Linked DNA regions of Homo sapiens: region 1 is linked to region 2. A link is a contact called in ENCODE Hi-C or POLR2A ChIA-PET data. All regions are on one chromosome and are shown on one strand. The core of a region is the stretch at or near the end of the contact, and the rest is flanking DNA. Distances in the headings are between cores, read along the strand shown.

The links. Hi-C counts contacts between places; a loop is a spot of excess contacts on that map. ChIA-PET counts read pairs that join two places held with the same protein, here RNA polymerase II (POLR2A). Pooled maps may share reads with other maps.
Region 1: a pooled map shows a loop between it and region 2 (4-fold over the local background). The contact joins the enhancer-like site here to the promoter of SPIN1 in region 2. A Hi-C loop is called at or near these places in 5 of 50 pooled maps. POLR2A ChIA-PET finds 5 or more read pairs at or near these places in 2 of 52 experiments (IMR-90 and PC-9).

What each region holds. Positions count from the first base shown.
Region 1 is chr9:88,832,925-88,836,686 of GRCh38, forward strand. No RefSeq gene overlaps it. Among named protein-coding and RNA genes, the nearest start is that of MIR4289, 89 kb to the left of the region's middle. Within about 2 kb of position 2,298, at least 2 of the 41 ENCODE cell types and tissues checked have a DNase peak (open chromatin) inside an H3K27ac peak, as active enhancers do.
Region 2 is chr9:88,386,262-88,389,933 of GRCh38, forward strand. It overlaps SPIN1 (spindlin 1), which reads left to right and starts at 2,183. Exons shown (of 6, transcript NM_006717.3): 1 at 2,183-2,277. LOC124902204 (a long non-coding RNA gene) reads right to left here and starts at 2,938. Exons shown (of 2, transcript XR_007061652.1): 1 at 2,851-2,938; 2 at 1-1,856. RefSeq lists an enhancer at 999-1,858 and a silencer at 1,936-2,835.

The DNA of each region.
Region 1 (3,762 bases), core at 1,048-3,547, 450 kb after region 2:
ATGGTCCTAATCCATTCATGAGAAACTGCCCCCATGATCCAGTCGCCTCCCACTGGGTCCCACCTCCAACACTGGGGATCAAAATTGAACATAAGTTTTGGGTGGGGACACAGATTAAAACCATATCACCTTCCATTCCCACTAGCTTGGATGAAGCTCAAGCATTCTTTTGTGGCTCATGGCTTCCTGGGCCAGGTCCACACAAACCATTCAGGGCAAGTGATAATGGATAGTCCATATATCATATCTCTGCATATTTTAAAGCTCTGGTCTCAGCCCAGCCCCCAGCCCAAAGGAGAACCCTTTGTGCTCAGGTACTCAAGTTTTCATGTCCTTGCAAGTGAATATTCTGGCCTGAACATCCAACCTCTGAGCACACGTGTGTGGACACCTGCCTGGATTCCCACTTGCTTTGTTCACCCACTGAACTCCCAACTTCCAAAATCTGCGTATGGCTCTTACCACACTTACCACACTGTTGTCCACATGTCTGTGCTCAGCTACCCCTTGAGCCCAGGGTACATACTGGACAGTTGGTCAGTCCTCAGGAAGAGACCTACAGGAAGTGGGTTTGGGATGTTTGGGCAGTGAATTCTGGGTTTTGGGGTGTCACAAGCATGATCTAGAAGGAGGGGTACAGGCCCAAGGTGGGCACACCCCCTCTGCAGAAACGGACTCAGCAGAGCAGGACCAGTGTGGACTCTCTAAAGGCCAGCCCATCCTCCTCCTTTCAGGCTGAGGGCCTCCCTGGCCAGGCCCAGACCCAATGTCTGGCCTCATTTCCTGCTGTATGATGCCAGCCTTTGTAAGTCACTTGCAGTCCCCAAGAGCAACCTCTGTCTCATATCCCCATGGACCCATTTTTTATTATATGCCTGCCTGGGATCCCCCACTTGCTTTGTTCATCCACTGAACCCCCAACCAACACCAAAACTCCAGTCTGGCTCTTACTCTGTTGCACAATGATGATTTTATAGTCTGCCTTCCAGACCAGATGGATGTTCTCAGTCCAAGCACAATGCCCAACATAGGGTTGATATTTAATCAACGTATTGCCTGAATGAATGATTTTACTTGCCCTGCATTCTAGAAAAAATGAGAGACTAGCTTTTGTTCAGAGAGTCACAGAAAAAAAAATAAGGAAGGCTGGAATAATATGTGCTTATGTCATCTCCCTCCAGGCAGGTCTTGGCTGAAGGGCAGCAACTGTGGTCTGATCACCTCTTAAAGATCTTACCACTTAATATTGTTGTGTTGGGGATTAAGTTTCCAATGCATACCTTTTGAGGGATACATTCAAGCCATAACAGGCTTCAACATATTTCAGAATTTGAGGACAGGCACAAATATTCAGTTTATAGCTACAGGTGAAGGAATTCTCCTAGAAGAGAGAAAAAAGACAGCAAATAAAGAAGACAAAAGACCTAGAAGATAAATCTGGTGGTCAAACCATTAAAAAACAGAAATTCTAGATGAAGTGAAAAGGAAAAGATTAAGGGGAAGAAATTACCAAAAAAATTTCTCTAAATGGAAGTACATGCATCTCAAGATTGAACATATCCTTGAAAAGTCTACCACAATTAAATTTAAAAAAACAAAAACAGTCCAAGGTACATAATTATGGAATTTCAGGACACAACTGCAAAATAAAAACTAAGGCCAGGTGCGGTGGCTCACGCCTGTAATCCCAGCACTTGGAGAGGCCGAGGCGGGCGGATCATGAGGAGATCCAGACCATCCTGGCTAACACGGTGAAACCCCATCTCTACTAAAAATACAAAAAAATTAGCCAGGCGTGGTGGCGGGCACCTGTAGTCCCAGCTACTTGGGAGGCTGAGGCAGGAGAATGGCATGAACCTGGGAAGCGGAGATTGCAGTGAGCCGAGATCGTGCCACTGCACTCCAGCCTGGGCCACACAGCAAGACTCCGTCTCAAAAAAAAAAAAAAATTTGAAAACTCCAAGAGAAAAACAGATCACCTTTAACAGAACATAACTAAGAATGTCATTAGCCTGCATGAGGAAGGCAATAAAGCAATGCCTTCAAAATTCTGTGGAAGAATAATTTGGAGTGTAGAATTCTAATATCCACAGCAGATATTAAATAAGTATGATTACAGAGTGAAGACATTTCAGGCATGCAAGAACTCAAAATGTTTACTTCTTATTCAGTCTTTCCTCAGAAGTTACTTAAGGTTGCACTTATCTAAAATGAAATACTAGATCAAATCCACCAAATAGAGCAATGTGTGAGCTTTTAGAAGCTGTTGAGCAGTCCTGGAGAACAGCCAGCCAAGACCAGGAAGGATTCCAGGAAGGACCTGAAACAATGAAGTTTGGAGGTAAAATAAAGACTATTAAAGAGGAAGACATTGCTTGATAAGAAGTCAAATTAACAAAAAAAAAACCTCTAGAAAACCAGACTCAAAAGAAGAGGAAATTGTGGTAAACCACAGTCGCATAAGAGCAGGGTAATGTAAGTGCCCTCTGTCTAACTTAAAGTAGTGTTATGACTATACTTCAAGATAGATAAAGGGAGATGAAATGTAGTTTGAGAGAGCTAGCTTCTCAATTATCAGAAGTTAAATAATATCTAAATATTGAATGAACCAAAAATGTAAGCATACTACTTAGAGTTGTAAATGTAACTACCCTAAGAAATAGCTAAAAATGTTGAAGTGTGGTTATTACTGGGAAACATGATATATTTGTTTAAGCAGGATTTTTATATGACAATATTTTTTATTTATATAATGATACTTTAACCATATATCACTCTGATAAAAATGTCTTAAAAGTTTATTTTAATATACTTGTAGTTTGGCTTCAATTTTTATTTTATATTTCATTTCAGAAACTAATGTGACACCCATGTCAACCATTCTTGAGCTGCATTAACGTACAAAGAGACTTGAGCAATTTGCCTACTTTTCATCGAGCAAAATTTTGTTTCCCAAATCCAATTATTCAATCTCTAAATTGCTTGCTTCCCACTTCCTTTTCGTCATAGTCTCTTTATATTAATACCAAACTTGGCTTTTTTTCCTTCCTTTTATGGCCTCTCAGCCCAAACCACCAGTCCCTAGATAACTAATTATCTGTGTCCTCTGGCCTCATCCCAACTTTTTAGGGCAGTGAGCTAACACTTCTTTTTGTATGTTAGGAGTTCTCAACTTTTTTGAAGAAACATGGTGCTTTCTAAAATAAATGGGAGAACATAAGACAAAGCAAAGCCAGAAGAAATTAATTTTCTTTGGAAAATCCCAAAAGTCAGGAAAGTTTTCTGAAGACTGAATATTCTTCACCACTCATTTTCACTTTTATTCATTCAACATTGTTTGAACCTTCACCCTGTAATGGGCTCTTTAGTGGCATCATGGCTACTAATGTGAGGAAGGTATGGAGAGCCACCTAACAGGGCTCTGCTCTTCTCTCCGCTGCATGTTCCACAGGCGCTCATGGCAAAACTCACCCAAATCTCTTCATGGTGACCACTTGTTCAGCCTTATATCTTCCCTCACAAGCATAGCCCTTTTCTGAGACTTGCATTTGCTTTAAAATTTTGAATTTCCAAATTCCCAATATGGTTTACTTCATAATTGAGACATAAAGTTCACTGCAGAAGAGAAGATACCCCCACAAGTCAGAAAATGCTCTTTAATTGTTTATTAAAAATGAAAGAGTGGAAATTATTGTGCAAATCCAAATAGAACAAATCTAAAAAATCCATACCAAGACACATTGTAGTCAAATTTCTGGAACC
Region 2 (3,672 bases), core at 933-3,432:
CACTGTTCTTGGCCTTTTTAAAATTTTTTAAAATTTTATTTATTTTAGAGTTGGGGTCTTGCTATGTTGCCCAGGCTGGTCTCAAACTCCTGGGCTCAAGCCATCCTCCAGCCTCAGCCTCCCAAAGTGTTGGGATTACAGGTGTAAACCACAGTCCTGTGTATTCTCAATAGCTCCCAATGAGATCATCACCAGTGGCAAATTTTAAATCAGGGGTTGGGGATGGAGATGAAGGTGGGGCCACATATTTGACTTTGAAGACGTTTTCCGTGAATTTTGGAGGAGTGTGTGTGCTACTGGCATCTAGTGGGTGGAGGCCAGGGATGCTGTCAAACATCCTACAAAGCATGGAACAGACCCCACATGAAAGGATTATCCCATCCCAAAAGCCAACACTGCTGAGGTGGAGAAACCCAGGGATCTCGCCAATGAGATGAAATCTTCCAACCAGCAGACTTCTTGGCACCTACCTTCTTCCCATCCCTCTTTGTTTCGGAGATGACCCCACTGCAAGACATTAAACAGGCCAGGCGCGGTGGCTCACGCCTGTAATCCTAGCACTTCAGGAGGCCGAGGCCAGCGGATTGCTGGAGGCCAGGAGTTTGAGACCGGCCTGGCCAACATGGCGAAACCCCGTCTCTACTAAAAATATTTTTAAAAATTAGCTGGACATGGTGGTGCGCGCCTGTAATCCCAGCTACTCGGGAGGCTGAAATGTGAGGATTGCTTGAACCCAGGAAGCGGAGGTTGCAGTGGGCCGAGATCATGCCACTGCACTGCAGCCTGGGGAACAGAGTGAGACTCCGTCTAAAAAAACAAAAAAGACATTAAACACACAAATGAAAGTGAGTAATTTCTCAACACTTGGTAACTTGTAAGTACAGCGATACACTTTTATATCTCAGTTTTGAAATTAGCTCTCTAGTTGGCCTGTGAACGTCCCATGCCTGCCAAGTGTGTCATCTGAGACAAGCACTTCAATTTGTTTGAGCAGGCATCTATCAATCTTATTTGTTAGAAAAGGTGCCAGTGAAACCCCAAAGAGTATTGCTAACTAATAACTGTGCTGCAGTTTAGAGTGTTCAAGGTGCTTTCCAGTAACATGTTCTGGAATTTGATCTGACAACGCTTTGGGAGGCGGTTTATTACGATGAGGCTGCGCTGTCGCACTCGAGGAACCAGGTCAGTGACCTGCTCCAGGACACGGGACTGGCGGGGAGGGGAGAGCGCCTGGACTCAGCCTCCAAGTCTCGCACTCGACTCTGCAGGAGTAAAAACTATTCTTGATCCTACCTCTCTCCCTTCTGCAAACAAGCAACAAAATGCTGAAAAGGCATCTTAACTGAAACGGAAGTCAAATGAATTCGCGTGCGATCATGGGAATTTTTGGCTCCTAACCTTGCGAGTAGAGCTGGGTGAGTTCCATTTGTGGTGGGGGAGTGGAAACAGGTTTCTGGGCTTGCAGAAGCCACATCCCGTCCCCACACAACCTAGGACAGGCCAGGTACTTGTAGGTGAGGCTCCGGGGCTCCAGCTAACCTGAGCTACCTGGGCTGGGCTTTGTGCGGGGAGGCAGCAAGCGGGGTGAGCCGGCGACGACGCCGGCCTCTACGCAGTGCGGTGGTGAAGACGTCTCTTCCAGGGAGTCACAGGAAGCAAATCCATCCTTTTAAAGGGCTCGCGTCCCGCGGCCCTGAACCGGCGCGCTGGAGCAGTAATGCGACGTTCTCCGAGGTTCAAGGCTCACGGCCCAGCCCTGTGATCCAGTTTCCTCAGTCTTCGCGGTGTGCACCACTCAGGACGACTTGCGGCTTACGTCCAGGACAAAGGGGGCTTGTCCTTTCTTCAACGTCCTACTGCGCAAAAACGAAGCCCTTCTCAGGCTGCCTGCCTTCCAGGAAAAGCTGCGCCCCCTCAGGAACCTGTGCCCCGCGCGCCTGCCGCCGCCCATTCCCGGCGCGCACCTGGCAGTCCCGGGCTCGAGCCCCGCCCTGCCGCCAGCCAGGTGAGAGGGGCCAGGCCCCGCCCTCGCCGGCCCCGCCCCGCCCCACTGCGCCTGCGCAGTCGGCCGTCGGCGCCAGGCGCCGGGGCGGCGCGGCCGTCGCAGTTCGGCGGGCGCAGTGCGCGTGCGCCCTGACTGTTGGGGGGCGGGCGGCGTCCGCGGCGAGGGAGCGGGGGCGGGGAGGCGCCGTCTGGCTCAGGCTGGGGCCGGCGGGAGCGCGAACGAGCGACGGCGGAACCCGTGGGCCTGTGGACTGCAGCCTCGGCGGTCAGCAGGTGAGGCCCGCGCAGGGCGGGCGTGGGTCGTGAGGGAGTGCGGGCTGCGGGCGGGCCAGCGGTGCGGCGGTCTGCCCGGGGGCGCAGGTGAGCGCGGCCCGCGCGGGGCCCGGCGGAGCATTGTCCAGCGGGCGGCGCCCGCATAGCGCCCCCTGCCGGCTGGGCCGCGGCGGGGACCCGGGCTGGGCGGGCCTGGGCCTCGGGGCGGGCGCGCGCTCCTTTGTTCGCCGGCCCCTACTCCTCCGTGCCCCCATCCCCGCCGCCCCCCGCCAACATGGCCGCCACCCTCTCGTCCCCAGTTCCCCGGCCGCCGCCGGCCCCTTAGCGCGCGCTTTGTTTGGAGCCGGGCGGGGAGGCCGGCGGGCAGGGGGCGGCGGCGCTGCGCAGTCGGGCGCGGGGAGGGGGCGCTGCGCCAGAATGCAGGCGGGGAGGGGGAACGTTGCATAATCCCGGGCCGGCGACGGGGGCGGGGCGGGGGGAGGGGCGGGACCCCGGCGCGACGGGTCGGGTCACCCCGGGGACGCGGGCCTGCCCTGGGGCCACCCCTCCCAGGCCCGGGGGATGGCCGCGGACCTTGTAAGTTGCAGGCTCCGCGGTTCGCGGCGCCGGAACGCCCACCGGCCAGTCCTCGCGCCCGCGCAGCCCCTTTCCTGATGCGCCGTCTCTTCGCCGCCCTCCGTGGGGGCGCGGCGAACGGGTTGCGTGCTCTGGAGAGAGACAGGCACTTTTCCTCTCCATCGTGAGTGACCTTGGGTGTATTCGTCAAGGAATGTGTTGAAACGAATTGTGCGATGCGGGAACTGCGCAGCGCCTCGGGTTTGGCTTTCTCGAGCATTTTATTGCATTGATTGTGCGTTCTCGATTTTACAGAGGTTCGTTTTGAGTAATGGCTTCAGTAATGTCATCGTATACGCATTTCAAAGTTTGTTTATGGAATTGTTTTTACATTTATTCTCTTTTTACTTATAATTTTTGAATCAGATTTTGTGTTTTGGAGAGATTTTCCGTACGTGGTGGAAGTGTTTTCACTCATGGTAAATATGGATTGTTTGGCAATTTTATCACGTTAATCACAAAACAATACCAGGAACATTTAAATGTCTTAAAGGATTTCACTCTACATGACTTGTGCCAGAGACGACACACGTACCAAAACGCGATTACCTGTCTTAACTTTTTTTCTATTGGAATTTTCTGGAAGGAATTCCATGCAATCCGAAAGGATTAATGGAGGGTACAGTAATTGCTTTCTACATCGCTTTTGTTAAGCAGTGAAAATTAAACTTGGAGATTTATACCTGGATATACTGAGTTTTTTTTAACACTCTTTTGAAGTGAAATTTTGGAAAGGGCAGGTGAAATGAGGCTTCTTCCAACCTCCCCACTCTCCCCCCT